2 separate regions of the Homo sapiens genome follow, and region 1 is linked to region 2. The links are chromatin contacts, found by Hi-C or POLR2A ChIA-PET in ENCODE. All regions are on one chromosome and are shown on one strand. Each heading gives the region's core, a stretch centred on a gene start or an enhancer-like site at or near the end of the contact. The rest is flanking DNA. Distances are from core to core; before and after follow the strand shown.

Region 1 (6,241 bases), core at 1,774-4,273, 100 kb after region 2:
AAGTTAAAATAACACTAGATATTTCATATGGCACATTTTTATATGTATGTGTATATATAAAATATATAGAACATACTAGAATATACAGAATAAAATAACTGGTTGCCTCTGGGTAGGAAGGGTTAGAAAAGGGACTAGAATTGTGAATGATGTTCTCAGGAAATCTTAACCTAATCTTTAATATTTTAATTTTTTACAAGGAGAATGTCTTCATGAACTATTTATTTAATGAAACATTGTATGCATATATGAAAGAAAAGAAACTAAAAAATGAGGAATTCTACACTACTCTGAACTGTCTTTATTCCAGAATGCCGGGACATTCTGCTTCCTGTCATCACCAAAGAGCTGAAGGAGCTGCTGGAGCAGAAGGATGACATGCAACACCAGGTCCTGGAGAGGAAGTACTGCGTTGAATTGCTCAACAGCATCTTGGAAGTCCTTAGCTACCAGGATGCGGTGAGTCCTCCTGATGATGTAGATATCCTGGACTCAGACTAGGGCTAAGTTGATTACATTGTGAAATATTGATACTGATGGATAGCAGCTGGAGTCTAAAGATAAAAGTCAACGGCTTGCTCAGCAGGCCTACTTTTCCTGTGACTAACCCCCATTGCTGTGAAGGATGGCTAGGGGACTGGAGTTAATCATGTTAGCATTTTGTCTCTGTGTGTCTTGTTGGCCAGGCTTTCTCAGAATGTGGGTATAGACATTATTGCAGCCTTTTAAGATGGCTTGTCCACGTACTCACGCCCTAGTTTGCAGGGGTGGGAGGAGGAGTTTCCTATGCCTAGACAGCAAGAAAACTCTCGTGTCTGCTTTCTTAGCTGATTTACTTCGGTTTTGTTTCTTCAGTTACCTTCTGAAATGACAAAAATGATTAAGCCTCTTCCTGGATGAGCAGATTGCTGGGGCTCAGATTCCAGAGATAGGGTGTGGAGTAGGATGGTGGTAGGGAGATGCCTGTGGCCGTGAAGTTACTGTGTATTTTGTAGACGTCATTCAGAGATTAGCTGGGGACGGAAACCAAAGGAAAGTCTCAGTGGGAGTAAGTGGAGGGCTTCCAAAGGGCTGAATCTGCAGAAGATAAGCCAGATGGGGTGGTGAAGACTGAGAGGTAGTGATTAGACCCAGGCCTGGAATTCTTAAGCATTGGAAGATGGAAGGAGGGTGCTGGATCTGACCCAGGTTCCTCTGGCAGCTCCTCTTTGTCCTTGAGTAATGTCCAGGAGGTATTCAGTCCTTAGATGGGACTGGCTTCAGAGGACTACATAGACCCAAACAACCAATACATTTTTTTCTAAGCATTTGTGTGAGCATTGCCCCTTTCTCTCTCCTCCCTAGAACATCCTCAGAGAAGAGCTTTCTGAATGAACTGTGTCTATTATTGACTGTAATTCGAAAACTCTGCAGAGCAATGTTCCTTTACTGGTCAGATCCATAGTCAACCATTATGATCAATTTCCTTGCATACTGTCTTCTCCTGTCTCTTCCTTTCTACACTTACCATCCCAATTAAGCCGCTTCTTGTCTTATTACTACATATGCATAGCTTGCTTCATTCATTCATGCAGAAATATTAATACATATGACATACCCGGTGTGCGCTAGGCACTGGGAACAAGAAAACCTATCCCCAATATATAACGACTAAAATCTAGATGCATATTTGGGGTACAAGAGCTACAAAGTGTGTGTGTGTGTGTGTGTGTGTGTGTGTGTGTGTGTGTGTGTGTGTGCGCGCGCGCGTGCGCGTAAGCATTTTTGTCAAGGAAGCCTACACAAAGGAGGTGAAGCTTCAGCTAGTGTTCAGTGGTGAATAATTAATGATCATATCTCTATTTGTTGGTTTCTAGGCACTGTGCTAAATGCAATCTGCGCATTCTCTCTGCTCACCCTGATCCTAGATACTAAGGCTTATTATTCCCATTTTAGAGATGAAAAACCTGAAATTCATAGACTTCATTAGCATTCAAGGCCAAATAAATAGAGCAAATAAATGTCAGGGTCAAAATTCAAACACAGGTCAGTCTGATTCAGACTCTGTGTAATCACAGGCATAGGGGATACAAAGGCATGGTCTTTTTCTTTCTACTCCTACCTCATTTAATGGAAAGACAGTATAATAACCAAAAGCTTAGATATTCTAGATTCATTCAGATGATGATGTTAGGGTGATGATGTTTCTATAAGGACATTCAGTAGCCAGCTGTTGAGCTGGTTCCAGTCTTAGCTATTTGATCTTTTTAAAAATTGTTTTTTTAAAGGGAGATTTCAGTCTTACTCATAGTGTAGAAACATGAGGGTTTGTCTATTATTTCTGTGGTAACATCCTATATAATGTTGCCTCAGCCAGGGAGGTTGATCATGCCTGTGATCCCAGCATTTTGGGTAGCCCAGGGAGGAGGATTACTTGAGGCCAGGAGTTTGAGACCAGCCTGGGCAACATTGCAAGACCTCTGTCTCTACAAAAAAAAAAAAAAAAAGGAAAGAAAAGAAAAGAAATTTGCCGGGTGTGGTGGCATGTACCTATAGTCCTAGCTGCTTGAGAGGCTGAGGTGAGGGGATTCCTTGAGCCCAGGAGTTCAAGGTTTCCATGAGCTATGATCTTGCCACTGCACTTCAGCCCAGGTGACAGAACAGACCCTGACTCTCTGTCTTAAAAAAAAATTTGCCTCTTTCTGTTGAAAAGCCAATCCACAGTGTTTTTTACATTTTAGTAATGCTCAGATCCCTTTAAATGGGGAAAAAAATGTGGGTCCTTGGGAATATGCCAGTGGCCCCCAGTTTGGGGGATCCAGTTATAATGTGCTAATTGTCAAGTTCCTGGTTTGGTGGAAAGATGGCCCCAGTTCACAGTTATTTGTGAAGTAGGATGCTGAGGCTCTGCCCATCCCAGGGGAGTGGCCCCCTAGAGCTCTACCCTGACAGGCTGTCACCCTTTTGCACATTCCCTGACATCAGACACTGGTGAGAAGAGGCTGCTTGCTGTCTTACACACCCTCGATACTTAGGGCTTCAAAGCCAAGAAGTGAGTGGGAGGCTCTGAGCTCCCCGTGGGGGATTGTGGCATCTGGACTTGAGGTGTGTGGGAGGTGCGTGTCACTCTTTACCGCCTCTGAGTGCAGTGCTCTTATAATGAATTCTGACTGTGGGGACTAACCCACCCCTTTCTCCGGGTGAGCAACTGTCTTTGCTGGATGAGTTATTAAATACTGTTATCACCATTGAATTTGGTAGAAATTTTGATGCTTTTGGTGAGCTTCACATCTCACCTCTCCTGCTCATGAAGATGGAAATCTCTCTTCTTTTCTCAAAAGCTTCTTCAATGAATAGGAGGCATTCAGTAGCCATGATTACTTTGAGCTAAACTGAAAATGAGAGGCCCAAAAGTACCTAAATTTCTCATGTTCTAATATATAGCGGCTCTCAACATTGCCTCATTGCCTGCATAGTCATATCACCTCGAGAGTTTTTTTTTTTTTTTTTTTGAGCCAGGTTTCTGCTTCTGCCTCCTGAGTAGATACAACTATAGGTACCAGCCACCACACTTGGTTAATTAGTTAATTAATTAATTAATTTGTAGAGATGGGGTTTCACTATATTGCCCAGGCTGGTCTCAAACCCCTGGCCTCAAGTGATCCTCCTGCCTTGGCCTCCCAAAGTGCTGGGATTACAAGCCACCCGGGGAGCTTTTTAAAAGTCAAACTAGCAGGAGTCAGCCAAATGGGTAGGAAGATGGGGTGGGTCCCCGGTGAAACCCCATCTCCAAGCCGAAGAGTTTAAAACCTGAAAGTCAAGCTGTATGTTAAATCCTCAGACTGGATTGAGAACTTGTCCTACCATTTGGCACACTTTCCTCTGATTGATCCCCACCCTTCGCTTATTTTACATAAACTTACCTTTTCCTAATTGGTTTTCTACACTGTCATGCCCACCTTTGAGTGGTGTCTTCCCTTTAACCTTTTTTTGCGTACTAACAAACAAATCGGCAGTCCCCATTCTGAGTCTATAAAAGGCCCCAGACCCAGTCACACAAGGTGTGGGGAGGGACGGGGAGGGGACAACTTTCCAATCTTGGGGTAGGGGAACCAGTGCCCCACCTCCACCCCCCACCATCCCCCCGCCCCCCCACTGAAAGCCGTTTTCACTGCTCAAGAAAATTATTCTCCGCCCTCCTCACCCTTCAATGCCCCACGTATCCTCATTCTTCTTGGGTGCGGCACAAGAGATCCGGAACCGCTGAATATGGGTACAAGCTATAACATAGTTGGTGAGCTGGATGGGCTGAGTGAGACCTGGGCAGGGCGTCACTGGCTGGGGGTCCCCGGCTTGCAAAGCGACTGAGAAGAAAAATCTTGCATCAAAAGCAGTAATACCTAGGCCCCTGTCCCAAGTATTCTGACTGAATTGGTCTGGGGTGGGTGGGGCACTGCAATGAAAAGGTGATGATTACCAGGTGATGCTAACTGTCAGCCAGCATGAAGAGCCACAGGTGTTGAGCAGGTCTCAAACCTGAGCAGGCACCCCCAGTAACCTGGAGGAGCTGTTAAAACACGTTTCTGATCATTAGTCTGGACGGTGGGGTCCTGGCGTCCAGTAACTTATTTTTCTAGCAAGTTCCCAGGTGCTGTTGATGCTACCAATGTAGAGGCCATGCTCAGAAACCATTGCTCTAATATGACCTGTCTTTTTTTTTCCTTTAGTATTCACTGGAAATAGAGGAATAGCTGGGCTCATTCTCAGTTCTTTACCTTCTTAATTTAAGAACCCTGTCCAGTCTATAAAATCTAGCATCTTCCGGCTGGGTGCATGTGGCTCACGCCTGTAATCCCAGCACTTTGGGAGGCCGAGGCGGGCGGATCACGAGGTCAGGAGATCGAGACCATCCTGGCTAATACGGTGAAACCCCGTCTCTACTAAAAAAATACAAAAAATTAGCTGGGCGTGGTGGTGGGCGCCTGTAGTCCCAGCTACTCTGGAGGCTGAGGCAGGAGAATGGCGTGAATCTGGGAGGTGGAGCTTGCAGTGAGCCGAGATCATGGCACTGCAATCCAGCCTGGGAGACAGAGCAAGACTCTGTCTCAAAAAAAAAAAAAAAAAAAAAAAAAATCTAGCATCTTCCAATATGCATTTAATAAACCACAAAATGGCAAATATTTCAAACACATTAATTTGTACTCATGAATTCATCTTCATGGGATAGAAGGGACATGGAATATGCAAAGATCCAACTTTGAAAATCCAGACTGTAGAATGTGCTGTTTGCTTTCTACAGGCACCAACTTCTCAAAATTGAACACTTAGATGAAAACTAATAAAAAAGGCCCCCAGAGCAAATGTTCTGGATTTTTCTCCTGGTTGTTTGGACCTTCTCTGCTGACAAGAGCATAGCCATTTTTACTGGCTTTTAGTTGGCATCATGGAACAACCCATTGATGTTCCATGGAACATCCAAGAATAGAGACTATGTCCACCTACTGGAGGCATTGCCCAGGGTAGAACCACGTGTGGAAATTTAGCAATTACAGTGCAGGATGCCAAGCTTCCATTTGGGGGGCGCTGTGTGTTTGGGGAATGGGACAGGATGCTTGTCTTCAATAGATTGTCATTGTTTGGGTAATTACAGCCCAGAGCAGCAAGCCAACCTTATTCTTTGAAACCCTGGGTGTCATGGTAGGACTCAGGGGGAGATGTCTGCCTTAGCCTGGCTGTTGATTTTTTTTTAATCATAGTGTTGAATTCCCTCACCCAGCTTGCTCCTGGTCTCTTAGCATATGAAAGGGACCAGCTCAGGTGAAGGATAAAAGGCCTGACTTCTTCCTCTATTAACTCCTTTTCTCCCCCCTCACTGAGCAAGTTTAGTTGTCAACTCCAGTTACTTTGAAGGGCGGTTTCACACTGCTTCGTTCTGTGCTTTGCTGGCTGCCGAGTAACTGATAAAATTTAATATTGCTCCAGACCCAGAGAGAGTTGGTTTTTCCCCTCTTAAGACAGGGTTTTTGTTTTTATGTTTCATTCCTCAAGAAAAAGGAGAGTCGTTGTTTGCTACTCTGCTTAGCAGTCTTAAAGTGGGTAAAGATGACTCCTAATTCTCAAGAAGAAAAGGTGTTGGCTGCATCTGAATCGTGGACATAAGGAATTCTCAGAATCATCTTTTTTTAAAAAAGTATTTGAGTCTATTGGCTAAACCTGGGTGGGGGGCTACCAAGGTACTCTCAGTCATGAATGGTTTAAGGGT
Region 2 (6,308 bases), core at 693-3,192:
TCCGTTCACGATGGCTCTCACTGACTGGCTGTTTCTTTCCACATTTGTCTGGCGGTTGTCTCCTAGGGCCTGTGCTGTCATTTATTTGTCCATGCTTTACCTGAGACTTCAGTTACTTGTGTAACCCCTTGTAGGATTTTCTATTCCTTTTTTTTTTTCTTTTTGTTTTTTTGAGATGGGGTTTAGCTCTGTTACTTAGGCTGGAGTGCAGAGTACAGTGGTTTGACCTCAGCTCACTGCAGCCTCTGCCTCCCAGGCTCAAGCAATCCTCCTACCTCAGCCTCCTGAGCAGTTGGGACCACAGGCATGTGCCACCACACTCGGCTAATTTTTTTGTATTTTTTGATACAGACAGGGTTTTGCCATGTTTCCCAGGCTGGTTTTGAACTCCTGAGCTCAGGCGATCTGCCCGCTTTGGCCTCCCAAAGTGCTGGGATTACAGGCATGAGCTACCTGTGTCTGGCAGATTTTCTATTTTTCTTACCTCCCTTCCTGAAGATCCTCTGCAGCTCCCTCCTAACCCTGTGTCCCTAGGACACATGGAAAGTTGCTCTATTCTGCTCCTACACAGTGAAATATCGGCAGATGTATATGTTTGGTTGTTTTCATGGGACAGGATCAATTCAATTGGAGCTTTCCTTTGCCTTCCCAGAAGGTGTCACTAGAGGATGAAAATTAAATGACTTTTAATGTCGAGAAAAACATGGCCAATTTTGAGTGTCCCTACTTCCCTTTTTGCAACTGATTTCCTAGCATCCCTTCATCCCCGTGTTACCTACTTCTCCAGCCTCCCTGATGAGGGAAAAATGCTTTCTCTAAGCAATTCTGATTTTAATTAATACCAATCCAGGTGGGAGAGCTTCTTCTCACCCTCCATCCCCTCTAGTTAGTCAGCGTCTCTCCTGCTGTAATCCACACTAACTCTTGTCTCTCTCTCCCTCTGCCTCAGGGGATGTCAGGAACGACATCTACATTACTCTCTTACAAGGTGACTTTGACAAGTACAACAAGACCACACAGAGGAATGTGGAAGTCATCATGTGTGTGTGCGCGGAGGATGGCAAAACGCTGCCTGTAAGGGACTCACTGCTGCTCTGGGTGACAGGGTCCGCCTTGGGGGCCTCTGCTTGTAAAGACGTACTTTTCCTCTCCCTGATTCTGTTGTCTAAATGCCAGGTGCCTTTGGGATGGTGTTGAATAATGTGTTCAACACCTTTTGAGCTTGGTTAGTGCAGTGTTCCATAATAAGACCTTGTGATATTTCCTTACACCAAAGCAGTTTTTCAATGTCTGTTCCTTTCCTTTCACAACTTCTTCTTGTATGTATGTATGTATGTATGTATGTATTTATTTATTTATTTACTTTTGCTTGGTCTCAGCTTATAGGTTAGCTTTCTGCAGTTAAAATGTTCTCACTGAAACCTGAGCTGGTTTATTCAGGCAAAGTCCATGGTAAGAAAGAGGATCAATACAGTGCCTTGGGCTGGTGTGGAGGCTCAGGATGTGCTTAAAGCAGGCATTCTCAACACTTAATCTAACTCCCCAGCGCTCAGCCAGAAATGCTGGTGGAAAGCCTTATTCGTAAATTGGTCTCCAGAGAGCTAGCAGGGTGTATTCAGGAATGCAAAGCGCATTGCTATATTTATACAGCATATGTCCTGTCCAATATTTGTCATGTGTGTTTATATTTATTTGCTTGTATTTTCTTTAAGGTTGTCAGTGCTGTGTCCAGTGTGTAGGAGGGTTTTGTTTCTCAGTTCCTCCTGACAGAGTAGTTAGCTGAAAAGAAAATCAGCTCTCAGGAGAAATTTTAGCATGGGCGAATATTCCTCTTAGGCCACTGTGAGTGATCAAATAGCCAAGCAGGGCGGGTGTGTTCATCAGAGAGGGGATGTGAAGATGGAAGAGGCATCATTTTTGTCCTTGGGGCCTGGAGATCAGACTGATACTTTGTACCCAAGAATAACTAACATTCACAGGGGAATTACCATGTGTCAGGCTGTGTGATAGTATGACACATTTCCTTTATTATGCCCCATTTTACAGATAGGGAAACAAAACCCGTGTCACTTACAGTAACTCGCCCAAAGCCATAATGTTAGCATATGTCAGAGATGGGGTTTGACTGGTTCCAGGCCCTCTGAGACACTTCACTACAATGCCCGTACATGTAGCAAAATTCTCCAATTTATTTCTCATTTTAAAAAATGAGGCTAATAACCACTGCTGGCAAATTTGGGAAGATTCATAATCGTTTTTTAAATGTAAAGAAATCCTCACAATTGCCTTTTTGTTCATAAAGACTGGTCATGTTAATTAGTATCTATTTGAACAAAATCTAAGCATTGAACGCATCCTCCTTTTGTTGCAGTCTGAAACTTTTTCCAAAAAATAAAATAAGTGAGAAATACTTGACTCAAAGGAACATAAAGGAGCGGAGGGTTTTTATCTGAAAGGGAAATTGCAATTCCCAAATGTAGAGACCATTGCTTTGAAGTTACTTTTATCCAACTTCCCTGGTAGAGAACTTTTTAACCTCAGCTTCATTTTTGAAACATTGATACGCTTACCTTCCATGTTGCCAAAGGACAAATTAAAAGACACAGTTAACAGGCAAGCAGCCATCTTATCTCCTGTCTGAGCCACTCTTTCTTCCACTTTTGTCACCCTTTCAAGTCACTACCGAGCAGGCTGAGCAGATGCACTTATCCAAGATGAGTAGGTAAGCAGGTATTCTGGGGGCTGACATGGAAAGGGAACTGTGGGGCATGGTGATGATTTGTGGTTTCCTCTATTAGGGAAATTCTGGGGGAGTTCAGTTGACTGACTATTGAAAATTGCTTAGGAAGCCTGTGGGAGGCTTTTCTTTCTCTATTTGTAGAAATAAATATTACTGCCTAATTAAGTGTCAGTCAGTACATTCAAACACTTCTGTTTGATATTGGTGGGCTCCTGTGGAAATGGTCCCCTTTAGAAATATTGATTTCTCCTCCTGCTCTAGGTGCATGCACACTGTCTTTGGCAGAGCAGGACCAGAGGGCAGAGGAGGTTAGGCCTGCTCATGGCTCACCTTGGGGTGTCAAGGGCCTTGCTCAGGAGGGGTCATAGCAGAGAAGCTAATGGGGTGGGCTCTGGGGTCAGGCAGACAGGGTTCAAATTCCAGCCTCCCCTCATATTAGCTGTGTGATCTTAGGCAAGTTTATTCATGTGTAAAAAGAAATAATAACCTCTTCTCGTGGGGTTGCAGGTTAAACAAAAGAGTAGGTATTAAAACAACTAAAAGAGTATGATTGGATTGTTTATAACACAAAGGATAAATGCTTGAGGACATGGATCCCCATCTTCCATGATGTGATTTTTATGCATTGTATGCCTCTATCAAAACATCTCATTTACTCCATATATATGTGTGTGTGTGTGTGTGTGTGTGTGTGTGTGTGTGTGTGTGTGTGTATGTGTATGCACACACTATGTGCCCACAAAAATTAAAAATTTTAAAATTAAAAAATTTTAAAAATAAACATGCTGCTGGGCACAGCGGCTCACACCTGTAATCCCAGCACTTTGGGAGGCCAAGGGGGGCAGATCACTTGAGGTCAGGAGTTTGAGACCAGCCTGGCCAAGAAGGTGAAACCTTGTCTTTACTGAAAATACAAAAATTAGCTGAGTGTGGTGGCAAGCACCTGTAATCCCAGCTACTCAGGAGGCTGAGGCACGAGAATTGCTTGAACCCTGGAGGCAGAGGTTGCAGTGAGCTGAGATCGCACCCCAGCCACTCCAGCCTGGCCGACAAAGTGAGACCCTTTCTCAACAAACAGACAAAACACGCCATAGGTATAAGGCACCTGGTATTGCAGTAAGTACCCAGCAACAGGAAGGAGGGTCACATTCAGAGAAGAGGACCAAGTGCAGGGTGAAGCCCTCTGAGGGACCTGAGGGAGTCAAACAGGCAATCCAGCCAGAAGCAAATTCTGGTGAAAGAGAAAGGCTTAGATGCTGGGCCAAGAAACCTCTGTTTTTCTGAGACCACCCAACTTGAGGCGGTGGAGGCAGGGGATAGGGGAAGTATGGGATAGTGGTTAAGACCATGACCCCTGGGGCCAGACAGCCAGGTGCAAAGCCCAGCTCTGCCTGAATTAGTAAGAGGATGTTGAGGCAGTTACATAACCTCTCTAAGCCTGAGAGTCTCTGTCTGAAAATAGGACCAGCAATGGCACTTTGCTCTTGTGAATATCAGATGAGGTAATCTACATAATAGGTGTGCATTAAATTTAGCTATTATTATTAGAAGGGTATACTGAGCTCCCAGCCTGATTCCTACCTTAGGCATGCTAATCGACATCCCATGATGTGGTCTTGTGAGAGGAGAACACTGTCTTTCCTAAAGTGTGTTCACATCCCTGGTGTCATCTCTTTCTCACCTGATTCCTACCAAGTAAACAGGACATGTGTTAGGAGCCTGGTTTTTCTTCCTGCAGAGATGTTTCTTCTAAGGCCAAGCCAACATGAAAGCCTCCAGGCTTCCTGATCCATACTCAGATTTTCTTCAACTGACCTGAAGTCTCCCACACCTATGAGGGGCTCTCACTGTTAATTGGGGGCCATGGGGATAGGCAATGTAGAAAATTATGGAACAGTGTTATTTGAGATATATACCAGTGTATATTTTCCCTAGAACTGGGCTCAGTCCCTGGTCACAATGCTCTCTCAGTGCACTTCCCAACACTGTTATTTCTCTGAAGTGCTGAGGCCTATGGCACTATCTTTGGCTTTTCTCTGACTGGTACTGAGACTTTTTTCTCCAGCCTTAGGAAATCAAAAATTTTCATCATCAGTACAGTTTTGTGAGATCCAGTTGCCTGCCATGCGGCAGTTTTACTTTCACCAGAGATATATGTGTAGTTTCTGATTTGGTAAGCTACATGGGATTTACTGTAACTACAGAAACTCTAAGCCCATAAATGTCAACAGATATAAATCTTTGTAGGCTGGAAGGCATCTAGGTTCTTATAGAAGGAACACTGGATGAGTATTTAGAGGGTCTGTGATGTTGTCCTGGCTTTGCCACTTTTTGGGCAAGTGGTTTAATCTCTCAGGGACTCAGGTCACCCAGCTGTGAAATGGGGATGCTGACAGTAAGCATCAGAGGTGGCTATGAGGACTGAATTAAGCGAGGTGGTGTGTGTGCAGGGCTTAGTGTGATGCTGGACACAAAGCCCACTCTAAATGGTTAGAAAGACTTTGGAAGCATGTTTTTAGCTCAGTGCCTCGGGAAGTTCTGGAAGGCTTCATCCCATGGAAAAACAAGGAGAGCTGTGTGTCTTCACTCAGTTCTGGTTCATTGGTTACACTTGTTTTTCTTTTAAAGATACATTCTGAAAGGACTGCTGTGTATTCTGTTTTCAAATGGATCGATTTGGCTGCAAGTACTGTCAGTCAATATTGAAACTGAGCTCATTCCTTTTCCATACCTCGGAAGCACAAGGGGAGATTTCCAGTGTGAAGGGCGAGTCTTCCTTTCCCCAGGTTAGCATGGTTGGCCAGGGCTCACGGAGTGCCTGTATGTGGCCAGCTTTGGTGATTCAGCCTGCTGAAGGTCAAGGACCCACGGGAGAATCTGATTGAATCTCATGAGAGGCATGACTCGCTCACCATCAACATGCCGAGAGGCACACAGTTTGCAATTTCAGGGGCTGGGGCTCCAAAACCAAATCTTATGAATCTGGCAATTTGAGGATTGAAAATTGTTTGGCCTAATATAAAAACCACACTTCGGGCCCCTTCTGGGTAATCCTAGCTTGGATCTTGTTTGGGGGCCAAACGGCTGGAATGACCATAGAAGTAGGCATTGTTGTATGTGACCAGGAGGTCATTCCTTGTGAGTCAGCTCCTTTCTGAACCTCTGAGGGTGATTTTTATGGCAAGGAATAAATGTCCCACTTGGACATGTGTGCTCTGTGCTCACTCTCTGCTCAGAAAGCCCCTCCCACATTTCTGCTGTGTGCCAACTTGGAAACTTTCTTCAAGATTCTCAACTGTCATTGCCTCCAACAAATCTTCCCTGATTCCTCACCTGTCCTTGTGTCCTTCCTCTGTGCCCAACAGTAGTGTGTACACATGTCTGTCATCACGTTGCCTTGCTGTCATGACGTGTTCCCTAATGTTTCCTGCACAAAACTGTGAGCTCACGTCAGGTTCAATGTCTGACCCATTCCTATACCCCAGTGCACAGCATGGAGTACCAAGAAGATGTTTCCATTATTGTGACCTGAACTGAGCCTCCTCCCCGGAACCCCCTCACCCCAGAC

What was found. Hi-C counts contacts between places; a loop is a spot of excess contacts on that map. ChIA-PET counts read pairs that join two places held with the same protein, here RNA polymerase II (POLR2A). Pooled maps may share reads with other maps.
Region 1: a loop to region 2 is called in a map of GM12878, with 10 times the contacts of the local background. The contact joins two enhancer-like sites. A Hi-C loop is called at or near these places in 2 of 168 maps with a recorded cell type or tissue (GM12878 and IMR-90), 31 of 37 single-sample maps with no recorded cell type and 14 of 50 pooled maps. POLR2A ChIA-PET finds 5 or more read pairs at or near these places in 5 of 52 experiments (AG04449, Caco-2, GM10248 and 2 more).

What each region holds. Positions count from the first base shown.
Region 1 is chr5:169,802,748-169,808,988 of GRCh38, forward strand. DOCK2 (dedicator of cytokinesis 2) reads left to right here. Exons shown (of 52, transcript NM_004946.3): 26 at 311-459. Among named protein-coding and RNA genes, the nearest start is that of DOCK2, 170 kb to the left of the region's middle. RefSeq lists enhancers at 2,574-2,623, 2,754-2,803, 5,438-6,015. Within about 2 kb of position 3,024, at least 3 of the 41 ENCODE cell types and tissues checked have a DNase peak (open chromatin) inside an H3K27ac peak, as active enhancers do; they include GM12878, where a contact is called at or near this core.
Region 2 is chr5:169,701,354-169,707,661 of GRCh38, forward strand. DOCK2 (dedicator of cytokinesis 2) reads left to right here. Exons shown (of 52, transcript NM_004946.3): 14 at 950-1,074. Among named protein-coding and RNA genes, the nearest start is that of DOCK2, 67 kb to the left of the region's middle. RefSeq lists enhancers at 1,560-1,609, 1,670-2,079. Within about 2 kb of position 1,943, at least 2 of the 41 ENCODE cell types and tissues checked have a DNase peak (open chromatin) inside an H3K27ac peak, as active enhancers do; they include GM12878, where a contact is called at or near this core.